Regions from separate parts of the Homo sapiens genome. Here region 2 is linked to region 1. The links are chromatin loops, found by intact Hi-C in ENCODE. Cell type or tissue: GM12878. All regions are shown on one strand.

What was found. Peaks named below come from ENCODE experiments on the same cell type or tissue, not always from the same donor. Only the 100,000 strongest peaks of a DNase experiment are listed, where the experiment ranks them.
Region 2: a loop joins it to region 1, with 4 times the contacts of the local background. A loop is called at or near these places in 12 of 110 quality-filtered maps.

The regions. Positions count from the first base shown.
Region 1 is chr19:43,080,269-43,088,268 of GRCh38, forward strand. It overlaps PSG2 (pregnancy specific beta-1-glycoprotein 2), which reads right to left and starts at 2,433. Exons shown (of 6, transcript NM_031246.4): 1 at 2,238-2,433; 2 at 613-978. The coding sequence starts at 2,301. In GM12878, a CTCF peak has its summit at 4,145 (motif pointing left); no DNase peak of the experiment used is centred here.
Region 2 is chr19:42,930,263-42,938,262 of GRCh38, forward strand. It overlaps PSG7 (pregnancy specific beta-1-glycoprotein 7), which reads right to left and starts at 6,945. Exons shown (of 6, transcript NM_002783.3): 1 at 6,751-6,945; 2 at 5,142-5,507. The coding sequence starts at 6,814. In GM12878, no CTCF peak of the experiment used is centred here; no DNase peak of the experiment used is centred here.

The DNA.
Region 1 (8,000 bases):
TCTCCACTCTGCCTCTCCTGTTTTGACCTCTGTCCTCTACACCATTGCCCAGATGAGGCTCTGAGGGCTGAGCCCTAGCTGGTGAACAGCTCCAGGAGACACAGTCCTCAGACAGCTGGTAAATCCTTGGTCCCAGTAAGCCCTGCCCATGAAGCCACAACCCAGCCCTGGCACAGGCTCCTAAGCTTTATCTGGAGCAAGGATTTAGGGACAGGGTTTGGAGGTTGAGGTTTCTAGGGCTGAGCTTCTCTGAGAGTATCTCAGGGGACCCCTCAGGCCAAGCCCTGCTCAGTTCTCCAGGGTCTTTCTCAGGGTCAAATTTATGAAGAGGGCATGAGGTGCTTGGCTGAGACTGATCTCCTCCTGCTGAGTCCCCCCATCAGACTGTCCTTCCTCTGCAGCGAGTGTCTGCAGGGTCTGGATGCGGGAAAGGAATTCTGATCTGTTGAAATGTGTCTCCTCTGTGTGTGTCCTGCACTAAATGCCCAAACCCCAGCATGGGACATAATGCAGAGAGGGACACAGGCACAGTCTAGGCCTGACAATCCTGTGTGTGTGAAGTAGAAATGACCCCTGTCCCCCAACACCCAGGGATCATGTGGAATCACTTACGGTATAAGGTGAAGGTGAAATATCCAGTTACTCCTCTAGTCCCATCACCTCGCTTTATGATGTGTAAGGTGTAGGATCCTGCGTCCTCCCGGGTGACATTCTGGATCAGCAGGGATGCATTGGAATATGCTGTTTCTCGTCCACTATATGCAGGCCCATATATAATTATTTGACCGTCTACTACATATGATGTAATGTAATGGTAGAGGTCCCTGATTTGCCCTTTGTACCAGATGTAGCCAGTAAGATTCTGGGGCAAATTGTGGACAAGTAGAAGAACATCCTTCCCCTCGGAAACTTTTGGTGGCTGGGCTTCAATCGTGACTTGGGCAGTGGTGGGCAGGTTCCAGAAGTTTAAAAGTGATGCTAGGAGGTGGAGAGAGCATCAGACAATATTGAGACCTATGTATTGGGGTGAAAAGATGGGGCCCTGGGTCCTGAGGAGGTCTCTTCAATCCTCAGCCTTGAAGACACACACACACACACACACACACACACACACACACACACACACACACAAAAGGGGCATGTGTGTTTGTATGTGTGTATGTGTGTGTGTACTACTGTCCTACTAGGTCAAGGTCAGCAGCATGACCCCCATTCCTTCACCACTTGTGACCTTGGCATTTTTCTGTTTGGAATCCTCTTCCCCAGGGGTCCGCATGACCCCATCAGGTCCTGCTCACATCAGGGTATCCTAAGACTTCTTTCCTGACACCTCCTTCAGAGACCCTGGGTCTTCCCTTTCTGACCTTTCCCTGCTCTGCTCCCTAAAGGGTTCTTGTTAACAGCTGACCTCACATTCTAGATCTCTTTGTATGTCTGTCTTCCTCCCCATGACAGCATGAGCTCAGTGAGGACAGGGACTTTTGTGATCTTGGTTGCACCCCAGTGCCTGGAACAGGCTGCAGACTCCTGTAGATGTGAGACTTCTCAGGGCCCTCCACACCCTTGGTGTTTTTTTTTTTCTCCCCCAATTGTTGAGGTTTTTTGCTGAGGACAGTGTTTCACGTCCTGCTTATATTTTTATTTGAAGTGTCATCTGATATAGTTATTATTATCATTTTTCAAAATGTGGCCCCTGATGATTAATCAGGAAAACAGAACACTTAAGATTTTCCTACCTCTTACCAATTCCAGTTCAATGTGATTTTCCTGTTTTGACCCCTGTCCCTCTCTGGTATATTTTCCCCTATCCAGGCTCCAACAGAGCCTTCTTTCCTTTTATTTCTTTCTTCTCTCTTTTTTTTTTTTTTTTTTTTTTTTTTTTTTTTTTTTGAGACGGAGTCTCGTACTGTCGCCCAGGCTGGTATGCAGTGGCGCTATCTCGGCACGCTGCAACTTCTGCCTCCTGGGTTCACGTGATTCTCCTGCCACAGCCTCCTGAGTAGCTGGAATTACAGGAACACACGACAATACCTGGTTAATTTTTTGTATTTTTAGTAGAGACAGGGCTACACTGTGTTGGCCAGACTGACCTTGAACTCCTGATCTCGTGATCCACCCACCTCAGCCTCCCTAAGTGCTGGCTTCTTTCATTTTTTAGAACCCCATCCTCTCCAGGAGACCCCATCCAGTCACTCTTCTTCCTCCTCCTGTCCTCTCCCAGGAAGTTCTCTCCTCACCTGTGACCAGGAGCCCCTTCCATTTGATGTGCTCTGTGCAGGGAGGGGCTGAGAGGGGCCCCATGGTCTCTGCTGCCTGTGTGTTCTCCTCTGTGGAGATGAGCCTAGGATCCAGAAACTTCCTGAGCACGGCTGTCAGCTGTGCTGTCCTTCCTCCTTCTGCACTGAGCCTCTTCCTGGGGCAGCAGCAATTCCCAGGCTCATGGGTGGGGTCAGGCCCAGGACACCTCTCTGTCCCCTCCTCTCTCAGTCCTGCCTCCTTGTCCCTCCTTCTGTTTTCCTTTTGTCTGTGTTTCAGGTCCCTGGGGATTGTGGAGGCCTCTGCCTTTTTCAGCAGTGATTCTTTCACCAAACCTCAACACACACTTTGTGCAGACACACACACACACACACACACACACACACACAAAAGAGACACACACCGACCCACACAGTGACACACATACCCTGCAGGTTGGGCAAGGACAGTCCTGGGCCTCAGCCTCCTGCTGTCCCCATGGCCCTGGGTCGGGGTACACATTCACGACCTTTGCCCTCTTTCATCCCCATCTGGCTCTCCCCTTCAGTGCAGGAGGCTGGAGCTGCACCAGGTCCCTGTCACAGTGATGTCCCATTGTGCTGTGGGTGAGCTGTGTGTTGCCTGGTGAGAGGGACCCTTCCTTTCTCTAATCGTGTCTAGCTTGGCTGCAGCTTCCAAGAATGGACATTCAGGACCTGGGTGTCCTAGAGGAAACTGTCCTTTCTGGAGGTGTGCAGGGTGAATCTCTCATGCCTCTTGGTAGGAGAGGCCTGTGCTGGTTGCTCAGTGGGGGCTGTGAGTCCCGTAGTCAAGGGGAAGTTCTCGGTCACTCTCTGACTCCCTGGGGTTTGGCTGCTGAGCTGGTGCTCAGGGTTTCTCATGTTCTTCCTGACCATCTTTGATGTCCTCTCTTCTCTGCCCAGCTGATTGTCCTGTGGTCACCACACCTTCCCCGTGGTGGTGCAGGAGGAAGTGGGGAGTTACCCAGGAACCCCGCGGGACATGGCTTGTTGAGACGCAGGAGGGGGAACCTGGGACAGAGCAGGGGTTCAGAGCTGGAGAGATTCATCCCGACTTACTCCGTGGCCATGATGGGCTCAGCCCTCCATGTGCTGACATACCCAGGGGTCTGTCCTGAGGGTTTTGACCTGGCCAAGCTGCTGTGTGTAGAGGAGGAACAGGCAGTGGCCAGAGATCCTGTCTGGAGGGACATTGCTCACACCTGAGAGGGCAGGTGGGGGTGAGTTGTGTTCTGGGAGCAAAGAGCAATAACACCCCTCATCTCCCCGCAAGGACACAAGAGAGGTCTGTCTTCCCAAGGGACAGCTGGGGGCAGGTGGCCCCATCCCGGATGGTACCTGTGTGTGACCATCACATGCGCTCTGAGCCCCGCGCGGTGCAGCGGGCAGGGAGGTCACAGGGTGCCTGGCTGATTCCCGGGGAGGCTGTGGGCCCTCAGGCAGCCGCTGTTCTGTGTCAGCTCTAGGCTTGGCCTGGGATGCCCCAGAGAACAGGACAGATGGAGCAGGGGTGGGCATTTAGGGAGCAGTGACAGAAAGAGTTGATGAGGATGGAGGGAGGTCAGGAGGGGAAAGCTCCCAGTGTAGTGTCGCGTGCACCAGCGCTGCCCTGGGAGATGCCTTTAGCTGGGCCCAGGGAAGGAGCAGGTGTGTGGGGCAGGAGCTCCCTGCAGAGGGAGTGGTGTTAGGTTGGCGGCAGCCAAGGCAGGGAGGAGCTGACAGAGTCCGTGTGGGGAGCATGGAGGGCGCTGAGGACTTAGGCCCAAGTGACCCTGGTGAGGGTGGACACTGCTGGGCTGTGGGTTCCGCTGAGGGAGGTTGGCATCCCCTGGGAAGGCTCCAGGCTGGGAGGGACTCTGTCGCCCTCTTGTGGACAGGGAGGGAAGTGTGAACGGCAGCAATCCCAGGCCAGGCTGCATGTTTTATTCCATGTGGATCTGCACACTTCACACGAGGTCACACATATGTTATGTTACAGCTCCTTCACCTTCCAGCCCCGTGAGTCCCAGTCTGTGTGACTCTACGTTCACTGTTCTCCCTCTTTCACAATCAGATGTCCGAAACGCAGATTTTTGTCACCTTCTGTGAGTTTGTGTTTGTGTGCAGTAGGCGGCACTGTGTATACCCTGGGGGCAGTGATGTCTGGGGCTGAGCACTGGACATGGGCTTGGGAGCAGAAGAGGGAGCAGCAGGGTGGGAAGATCAATGTTGAGGGGCAGGGACAAGTCATTTTCATTTTCTCACTCCCAGGGACCAGAACCCAGGATTCTGACTCCAGGGCACAGTATCACACCCTTCTGGTGTCCCTGGATGTCGTGATGCTCATAGCGTCATGTTGCCTTGGCATTCATTTTTTAAGGTGTAAGTTTATTTGCCTCAAATCAGAGGCAGGGCTTGGTCACCATGGCAGTTTTCAATACTGTATCTGGTTCAGGTGGCTCCAGTTGGTGTCCAGAGATAAAATCTTAGAGGCATCTCTCCTGCTTGGTGTGCTGGGCTCACCTCTCTCCAGCTGCTTTCTTTAAACTGATAATTCTGACATTCGCCCTCACATTTAAAGTGACCACCTCTCAGTCACAGCCTGAGCTCCTGGTCCCAGTGTTTGCTGCTTGCTTTGAACACATCCATTAAAGCTCCCTGCTGGAAACCTGTCAGATAACACCCTGGACTTAATAAAGCCATTGGCTCACCGGTCTCTTTCCTCCCTGCCTGTGCTCACTGACCTCTGTGGTCTCCAGGTGTGCTGAGTGCTCCCTAGTGTGTGTAAGTATTAAAAATACTTACATTTTCACATTGTGGTTGTATCATTGTAGCCTCACATGCCATCCAGGGCCTGACATTGAGGCTGCCCTATGGGACCTGTGCTGGTTGAGCCCCTGCTGGAGCTCTTGTTTTGGGGCCTCTGGTTCTGCTGGGGACAGGAGCTTCCAACTAACTTGATTGAAAATCTGATGCGTTTCATTGAAACACTGGGTCAGATGATGTATTCATGGGCTTCAGCTGCCATAACAAACACCTTAGCCTGGGTGAATTAAATAATAGAAATCTGTTTTTCACAGTTCTGTGAATAATATGCTATTTTAACCACTTTAAAATCCACAATCAAGTGAAATTAACCACATACACAGTGTTAAATTACCATCACCAGTATTTTTCCTAGAAAATTTTTATCATTTTAAACTGAAGCTTTGTATCTTTTAAACAATAACTCCCTGTATGTTCCACCCTAGACTTTGATCATCTCTACTCTGTCTCTATGAATTTGCCTATTCTTGGTGTTTCACATAAATGGAATTATACAATTATGTTATTTTGTTTCTGACACATTTCAGTTAGCATAATGTTTCCAAAGTCCATGCATGTTCCAGCGGGTGTCAGACCTTCATTCCTCTTTATGGCAGATTAACATTCTGTTGTGTGTGTCACCATATTTATTTATTCATGTGTTGATGAGCACTTGGATTGTTTTCATATTTTATCTCTTGAATAATGCTGCAATCAACATTCCTATGCAAGTGCCTGTTTGAGTCCCTGGATTTAATTCCTTGGGTGTACACCTAGGAATAAATGTTGGGCCAAATGAGAATTCTATGATTAGCTTTTTGAGGAAAAGCAAAACTCTTTCTCCTAGGGGCTGTACTTTTTATATTCTCACCAGCAATGTATGAGGATTCCAAATTCTACATAATGCTGCTACTTGTTATTTAACATTTTAAAAGAATGGTAGCCAGTTTCGTAGGTGTGATGTGGTGTCTCATTGCAGCTTTGACTTTGTATTTTCCTAGTGACTAATGATGTTGAGTATCCTTTCATGTCCTTCTTGATGTGGTTTGCAAATATTTTCTCTCATTCTGTGTCTATTAATTATTTTCTTGATAAGTTTCTTTGATGTACAAAAGGCTCACATCTTGATAAAGCCCAATTTATCTTTTTTTCTTGTTTCTCATGCTTTTGTATCATATCTAAGAATCCATTGCACATTTGAGGTCATCAATATTTACCTCTATGTCTATTTTAAGATGTTTTTATGGTTATAAGTCTGATATTTAACTCAGTGATTAATTTTTTAGAGAATTGTTTGATATGGTGGAAGCTAGAGTAATCTAAATTCACTGTTTTGCATGTGGTTATCTAGTTGTTTCTGCACTATCATTTGAAAGGAGAGTTGTTCATCCATTAAATTGTCTTGACACCCTCTTCAAAGAGTAATTGACCATAAGTGTGAGGGTTTATTTCTAGACTGTCAATTCTATCCCATTTTTCTTTATGTCCATTCTTTTGCCAGCAGCTTCTGTTTTAATAATTGTACTCCTTTGTGAGATTTCAAATAAGAAAGTTCAAGTCCTACAATTTATTTTGGCAAGATTGTTTTGGCTATTCAGGTGTCCATTTTTGAAAGATGGGGAAGCTAATGTTTCACAATTGGGAAAGTCTTTTCTGTCTTCTTCAGGGGGAAATTTGGGAGAACATTTTAAGAAACTTTATCTAAGTAGGTAAACTCTCACCACTTTATTTGCTGAAGTGCTATGTTAAAGTGTGCATTGCCTATTGTGGAAGAATTGTGAGACCCTGGAAGCACCTGCCCACGTGGTGAGAGACAGTAAATTCCATGATGAGGGGCAGAGAGGACATTGTTTTGTGATACAATGTTGTTGGGGGAGTTGTATACATCTCAACTTCTTTATGTCTCTATACAGTGGGTGTAGGGACCAGCCCCACAGGGTCAGTGGGTTTTTCTCCCCGTGTGCAGAGACGAGAAATTGTAGAAATAAAGAAACAAGACAAAGAGATAAAAGAAAAGACAACTGGGCCTGGGGGACAACTACCACCAAGATGCGGAGACCAGTAGTGGCCCCGAATGCCAGGCTTCGCTGATATTTATTGGATATAAGACAAAGGGGCAGGATAAGGAGTGTGAGCCATCTCCAATGATAGGTAAGGCCACATGTGTCACGTGTCCACTGGAGAAGGGGCCCTTCCCTGCCTGGCAGCCAAGGCAGAGAGAGAGAGGAGAAAGAGAGAGCTTACACCATTATTTCTGCTTATTAGAGACTTTTAGTACTTTCACTAGTTTGCTACTGCTAACTAAACAGCAGAGCCAGGTGTACAGGATGGAACATGAAGGCAGACTAGGAGTGTGACCACTGAAGCACAGCATCACAGGGAGACGGTCAGGCCTCCAGATAACTGCGGGTGGACCTGACTCATGTCAGGCCCTCCACAAGAGGTGGAGGAGTGGAGTCTTCTCTAAACTCCCCCAGGAAAAGGGAGACTCCCTTTCCCGGTCTGCTAAGTAGCGGGTGTTTTTCCTTGACACTGAGGCTACCACTAGACCACGGTCTGCTTGGCAATGGGCATCTTTCCAGACGCTGGCGTTACCGCTAGACCAAGGAGCCCTCTAGTGGCCCTGTCTGGGCATAACAGAAGGCTCGCACTCCTGTCTTCTGGTCACTTCTCACTATGTCTCCCCAGCTCCTATCTCTGTATGGCCTGGCTTTTCCTAGGTTATGATTATAGACCAAGGATTATTATAATATTGGAATAAAGAGCAATTGCTACCAACTAATGATTAATGATATTTATATATAATCATATCTAAGATCTATATCTGGTATAACTATTCTTCTTTTACATTTTATTATACTGGAACGGCTCGTTCCCTCAGTCTCTTGCCTCGGCACCTGGGTGGCTTGCCGCCCACAAGTGGGCATCTCCATTGGACAC
Region 2 (8,000 bases), 150 kb before region 1:
CCTGGAGGTCAGTTCAGTCATCAGGCAGTGCAGCCACAAGGTGGCGCAGTTTTCCCAGGTGTCTCATAGTGACTGACTTGAGCCAGTGACCTCTAAAGATAGAGCAGAGTCCAAGGAATGACCTACAAAGAGTGAAGGGGACAGGCAAGAGCTGATAGGTTTGGCCCAAGACCATGTTCCCTGTTCTGGGTCCATGATGCTCCCTTTCCCCTGTAGAGGGCAGGTGAGGACCATGTGGATCTTTCTAGAAATACATGTTGATGTTTGCAAATACAGAACTGACTGGTGGAAAGGGTGAACATGAACTGATGATGGAAGTCTGGTCCTCATGGACCATATGTGTTTGGTGGATATTAGACCAATATTTGGGAAGAAGTCTTGCAGATACTTTCTCTCATTAGACATTCTACCCTCTGATTCTGAGTTTGACTACTCTATGTACCTCATATCAGTGGATTCCAGAGTGAATCAGAGAGTAGAATAGTAGTTTCCAGGAGCTGGGATTAGGGGAATAGGGCACTGTTCCGTGGGTGTGTGGTTTCAGTTATGCAGGATGAGGGGGTTCTAGAGATCTCCTGTACAGCCTCATGCCTATAGTTCATACAGATAAAGTGCTCCTTATGCAGAAAGGTTAAAACAAAGTGTTTTCAATTTCTAATTTTTTTATTTTGGAATATTTGCAGTACATGTACTGGTTTAGCATCCCAAATCTGAAAAATTTAAAATCCACAATGCGCCAGTGAGCACTTCTTTTTAGCATCACATCAGTGGTCAGAAGGGTTGAGTTTTGAGCATTTCAGATTGTGGATTTCTGGATTTGGGATGCTCAATTCGTAATACTGTAATTTTCCCATAAAATGTTGTCAGGAGTTTAGACCTCAGGTTATGTTCTGACTCTAATAACAAAAGAAAAATTTGGAGGAAACATTAAAATGTTTTCATTAGTGGAAATTTTTACTGATGGTCCAAACATCTAAGATCAATTGCTGGTAGTAGTATTTCTCTTGAGACGAAAATGAGGTTTAGGTGTGCCGTGAATTCCAGCAGGATCACATTATGCTCAAAGAAAGATGCCAAAGGTGATTTGAATTAGCAGCTCCTTAAGTAGAGAGAGTCCCGTTAAAAGGACAGAACTGGTCAGTGCATCAATTACATAAAGAGAGGAAGGATGCCAAATTAAAAGAAGTGATGAGTGTTATGTTAGTAAATATAGAAAGAACTGCCTGCTTATAATTTCTGGGCAGAGTTAGGAAAAATGCGGAGGACCCCAAAACAGGTATGTGAAATGCTTTCTTCATTTTCTCTTAAGCTCAGGAAACACCACTAGAGTTTAAGTTTGTGTGAATTAGTAAGAGGCTAAGTGAGATGGCAATGGCTCGTGTGTCTCCCCACACGAAGAACTCCAACTTATGAAAACGGCATCATCATGAGGAAACAGTTGTATGTGGCACAGGCAGTAAAACCATGAGATAGCACCTACCTGGCCACCTCGATCTGGTCCCCAAACCACCTGTATTCCCATTAAGGGTATGTTACAGCCTTTGTAGTTGTCCCACAACTACAAAATTTAAAAATTGCTATTGTCAAAACAAAATACTAAATATGAAGTTGAAATGTTGTTCCACTTTTTTTCCCCCACTCTTTTTGAACTTTCCTGTTTCAGTTTTGGAAGTTTCTATTGACACATTCTCAAGCTAGGTATTCTTTCCACAGCTGTGTGCAGTCTACCAGTAAGCATCAAAAGCATTCTTCATTTCTCAAACAGCATTTTTTTTTTCTGAGACAGAGTCTCTCTTTGTCACCCAGGCTGGAGTGCAGTGGCATGATCTCAGCTCACTGCAAGCTCCGCCTCCCGGTTTCACTCCATTCTCCTGCCTCAGCCTCCCGAGTAGCTGGGACTACAGGTGCCCACCACCACGTCCCACTAATTTTTTGTATTTTTAGTAGAGACGGGGTTTCACCATGTTAGCCAGGATGGTCTGTATCTCCTGACCTTGTGCCTGCCTCGGCCTCCCAAAGTCCTGGGAGTATAGGTGTGAGCCACTGTGCCCAGCCATCTCTGAGGGATTTTAACGAGTTGTTGACTTTTGAGTTTGTTCAGCGTTTTACTTAGTGTTAGAACCGAGTGACAAATTCCAAGCTTGTTATATGCCTGACAGAAAGCCAGAAGTCTCTAGGAAGTGACAAAAGAATGTGAGCTCCATAGCAGGTTGAGAATGGAGTCACGAGTGAAATGGGTGAAATGAGCCCATGGGCTTTGGGAACTGCAGGCCCTTCCAGCCTCTGACACCCTGATGAGTCCGTGCAAAGATTACAACAGTGACAGCAAACTAGCGTGGCTGACTCCATCTGGCATCTAGTCTCAGGCTGGCTGTCCTCACTCATTCCTGGACATAGGCCAGGCTATCCTTGGGAAGAATTTGGTTTATGGTTTAACTTTGAAGCAAGAATGATGATAGTTCCTCCATAAAACTAACACCCTTACTTTGCCCAGGGACTGCCTTGGTAAAACTAGTGAAAGACCATGAGATTTAGATTATAAGAGGGAACTGAATTCTGCTAAAATGTTGGCACAGTTTCTATAATCCCTGACTGCTCCAGTGTCATTTGGCAAGAGTTTACAAAATTTGTAACTAATTGCTCCTATAGATAACATCACTATTGTAGAACGTGAGATTGGTCTTTTGAGATGTTTCTCATTCTTTTGCATTCTGGCAACCGGCTGACCTCATCTATACCTATGACTAATGGCTCAGCCAGTCATGTGGTCCCTACCTAGAGGCAGATTCAAGCACTAACAGATCATTTCCCTCTGCCCACATGATTCCATCACCAAACAATCAGCAGTACTCATTTTTTAGTCCTGTGCCCCTGAAACTATCCTTGAAAATCTCTAACCCCTGATCCACTGGGGAGGCTGATTTGAGTAATAATAAACCTCTGTCCTCCTGTTTGGCAGACTTGGAGTCATTAAAATCATTCTTTACTACAAATCACCATTTCAATATATATATATATATATATATATATATATATATATATATATTTTTTTTTTTTTTTGGTGTATGTATGTGTGCAGGAGGCCAGAAGAACTTGTCTGGCAATTATAAGAGTGGATGGAGGAACTGCCTATCCCTGTCCCATGGTCTTGTCCACAGGTCAGCCTCACAAAGTGAAAGAGCCCTGGATGGAAATACAGTGGAAGCTCATTCTCTTAGTGACCTGGGGTCATTGGCTCGAGATGAAGCCTGGCAGGAGTGGCAACTCCAGGTGATTTCTGCACCTTTCCTATTTCCTGGGAGGTGGGCCAGGCCACAGTGTTAGCGGGAAGGGAACAGAACAGTCAGCCTAGTTAGAGGGAGTGTCTGCGGAAGGCCTAGCAGTGGAGGAAGAAGCTGTGCAGGACAGGGCTTGCCAGTCAGAATGAAGTGGGAGGAAGATGAGGGACACAGAGAAGCAGAGAGAGGCAGAGACACCATGGCAGTGAGCAGTGAGGGCTACACTGACTTCAGTGACCCCAGGGACAAGGTGCCCCCATTTCCACAGTCCAGGACCAAGGAGCCCTGAGAACCCTCCGTGGCCAAAGAGCTTCAGAGTTACATGAGGTGGGGTGGCTTTAGGGGCAAGAGGTAGTGGGGTGATGAAACATGGGTGTCAGCCTCCGAAGGACAAGGGACAGGTGTGGCTAGAAACTCCTGGGATTCTGCATCCAAGATCCAGTCTCTAAAGAGGTTTTGGATCAGTCATTTCTGCATTCAATTCCTTTATTTGTTATGTGAGAGCTCCTGAGTATGTGTCTCTGGCTGGGCCTGTGCTGGTGCAGGGTGTGAGTGGGGAAAGAAAACAAGGTCCTCTCCTTGATCCTCTCATGACAGTGACATGGGAACTTTGGGAAACACAGGATTTCAGGTTCAATGATGGGTGTTAAGATCTGAGGGGGAGACCTGGACATTTTTTTTGCACTGACTCTGATGGTTGAGGCAGCTGATTTAGTTCTGGAGTGCAGACTAATCAGGTGACCACTTGCTCTCACTCCTCTGAGGTTTGGATGCCTAAGAAGAGAGGATTTGAGCCAATAAATGAGTATGGGGTGCTTGGAACCCAGTAAGCCCTCACTTCTGGTGGAGGAGAGGATGGGCCTGTGGCTGCAGACAGACCTCATGTGACCCTGATCTCCCCTTTGTGTTTGTGTGACTCTGGCTCAGTGACTGTGCTTTCCTGTGACTCAGTTTTCTCTCAATCAAATAAGCTAAATGGCAAATGGACTGTGGCTTTTCATGCTATCTGTGAATAAATGTTAAATTATTCACAGTCACCTGACCTAATGCGTAGCACTGTGGAAATGTTCACCAAACAGCATTTATTATTAATTTGCTTCCATGAGAAAGCACCTTTACGTCAGATCCCTGTGGACAAGCTGCTACCTGGTACATCTTCTCTCTTCTGTTTCTGCTTCTGGGGATATTAGACTTTCTATGGAGTGTCCTAGGCCTCCTAAGGCAGTTGGCTGATGGCCTACAAAGCTTGTCTTTCTGTCCTCTCCACTCTGAGTGTCAGGTGAAGAAAGCTCTGTCCTTGCCCAGATGAGGCTCTGAGGGCTGAGCCCTGGCTGGTGAACAGCTGCAGGAGACACAGTCCTCAGACAGCTGGAAAATTCTTAGTCCCAGTAAGCCCTGCCCAAGAAACCATAACCCAGTCCTGGCACAGGCTCCTCAGCTTTATCTGGAGCAAGGATTTAGGGACAGGGGTCTGGGGTTGAGGCTTCTAGGGCTGAGCTTCTCTGAGGGTCTCAGGGGGCCCCTCAGGCCAAGCCCTACTCAGTTTTCCAGGGTCTTTCTCAGGGTCAAATTTATGAAGAGGGCATGAGGTGCTTGGCTGAGACTGATCTCCTCCTGCTGAGTCCCCCCATCAGACTGTCCTTCCTCTGCAGCAAGTTTCTGCAGGGTCTGGATGTGAGAAAGGAATTCTGATCTGTTGAAATTTGTCTCCTCTGTGTGTTTCCTGCAATAAATGCCCAAACCCCAGCATGGGACATAATGCAGAGAGGGACACAGGCACAGTCCAGGCCTGACAATTCTGTGTGTGTGAAGTAGAAATGACCCCTGCCCCCCAACACCCAGGGACCATGTGGAATCACTCACGGTATAAGGTGAAGGTGAAACGTCCAGTTACTCCTCCAGTCCCATCACCTCGCTTTATGATGTGTAAAGTGTAGGATCCTGTGTCTTCCTGGGTGACATTCTGGATCAGCAGGGATGCATTGGAATATACTGTTTCTCGTCCACTGTATGCAGGCCCATATTTAATTATTTGACCGTCTACTATATATGATGTAACATAATGGTAGAGGTCCCTGATTTGTCCTTTGTACCAGATGTAGCCAGTAAGATTCTGGGGCAAATTGTGGACAAGTAGAAGAACATCCTTCCCCTCGGAAACTTTTGGTGGCTGGGCTTCAATCGTGACTTGGGCTGTGGTGGGCGGGTTCCAGAAGTTTAAAAGTGATGCTAGGAGGTGGAGAGAGCATCAGTCAATATTGAGACCTATGTGTTGGGTTGAAAAGATGGGCCCCTGGGTCCTGAGAAGGTCTCTTCAATCCTCAGCCTTGAAGACACACACACACACACACACACACACACACACACACACACAAACACACACACACACATATAAAAGGGGCATGTGTGTTTCTGTGTGTGTCCTACTGTCCTACTAGGTCAAGGTCAGCAGCATGACCCCCATTCCTTCAACACTCCTGACTTTGGCATTTTTCTGTTTGGAATCCTCTTCCCCAGGGGTCCGCACGGCCCCCTCCACACTGCCCTCAGGTTCTGCTCACATCAGGGCATCCTTAGACTTCTTTCCTGACACCTCCTTCAGAGAACCTGGGTCTTTCCTTTTTGACCTTTCCCTGCTCTGCTCCCTCCAGGGTTCTTGTCAACACCTGATCTCACATTCTAGATCTCTTTGCATGTCTGTCTTCCTCCCCATGACAGCATGAGCTCCGTGAGGACAGGGACTTTTGTGATCTTGGTCGCACCCCAGTGCCTGGAACAGGCTGCAGACTCCTGTAGATGTGAGAGTTCTCAGGGGCCTCCATGCCCTGGGTGTTTTTTTTCCTCCCAATTGTTGAGGTTTTTTGCTGAGGACAGTGTTTCATGCCCTGCTTATATTTTTATTTCAAGTGTCATCTGATATAGTTATTATTTTCATTTTTCAAAATGTGGTGACCCCTGAGGATTAATCAGAAAAACAGAACACTTAAGATTTTCCTACCTCTTACCAATTCCGGTTCAATGTGACTTTCCTATTTTGACCCCTGTCCCTCTCTGGTGTATTTTCCCCTATCCAGGCTCCAACAGAGCCTTCTTTCCTTTTTTTTCTTTTTTCCTTTTTTTCTTTTGGGACGGAGTCTCATACTGTCACCCAGGCTGGCATGCAGTGGTGCTATCTCGGCTAGCTGCAACTTCTGCCTCCCGGGTTCATGTGATTCTCCTGCCTCAGCCTCCTGAGTAGCTAGGATTACAGGAGCACACCACCATACCTGGTTAATTTTTTGTATTTTTAGTACAGACAGGGCTACATTGTGTTGGCCAGACTGATCTTGAACTCCTGATCTCTTGATCCACCCACCTCAGCCTCCCAAAGTGCTGGCTTCTTTTATTTTTTAGAACCCCATCCTCTCTAGGAGACCCCATCCAGTCACTCTGCTTCCTTTTCCTGTCCTCTCCCAGGAAGTTCTCTCCTCACCTGTGAGCAGGAGCCCTTTCCAGGTTATATGCTGTGTGCAGGGAGGGGCTGAGAGGGGCCCCATGGTCTCTGCTCCCTGCGTGTTCTCCTCTGTGGAGATGAGCCTAGGATCCAGAATCTTCCTGAGCACGGCTGTCAGCTGTGCTGTCCTTCCTCCTTCTGCACTGAGCCTCTTCCCGGGGCAGGAGCACTTCTCAAGCTCATGGGTGGGGTCAGGCCCAGGACACCTCTCTGTCCCCTCCTCTCTCAGTTCTGCCTCCTTGTCCCTCCTTCTGTTTTTCCTTTTGTCTGTGTTTCAGGTCCCTGGGAATTGTGGAGCCCTCTGCCTTTTTCAGCAGTGATTCTTTCACCAAACCTCAACACACACTTTGTGCAGACACACACACACACACACACACATACACACACACACACACACACAGAAGAGACACACACAGACCCACAGAGTCACACACATACCCTGCAGGTTGGGCAAGCGCAGTCCTGGGCCTCAGCCTCCTGCTCTCCGCATGGCTCTGGTTAGGGGTGCACATTCACGCCCTTTGGCCTCTTTCATCCCCATCTGGCTCTCCCCTGCAGTGCAGGAGGCTGAAGCTGCACCAGGTCCCTGTCACAGTGATGCCCCATTGTGCTGTGTGTGAACTGTGTGTTTCCTGGTGAGAGGGACCCTTCCTTTCTCTAATCGTATCTAGCTTGGCTGCAGCTTCCAAGGATGGACGTTCAGGACCTGGGTGTCCCAGAGGAAACTGTCCTTCCTAGAGGTGTGCAGGGTGAATCTCTCATGCCTCTTGGGAGGAGAGGCCTGTGCTGATTGCTCAGTGGGGGCTGTAAGTCCCATAGTCAAAGAGAGAGTTCTCGGTCACTCTTTGGCTCCCTGGGGTCTGGCGGCTGAGCTGGAGCTCAGGATTTCTCGTGTTCTTCCTGACCATCTTTGATGTCCTCTCTTATGTGCCCAGCTGATTGTCCTGTGGTCACCACACCTTCCCTGTGGTGGTGCAGGTGGCAGTGAAGAGTTACCCAGGAAACCCGCGGGACATGGCTCGTTGAGACACAGGAGGGGGAGCCTGGGACAGAGCAGGGGTTCAGAGCTGGAGAGATTCATCCTGACTTACTCCGTGGCCATGATGGGCTCAGCCCTCCATGTGCCGACATACCCAGGGGTCTGTCCTGAGGGTTTTGACCTGGCCAAGCTGCTGTGTGTAGAGGAGGAACAGGCAGTGGCCAGAGATCCTGTCTGCAGGGACGTTGCT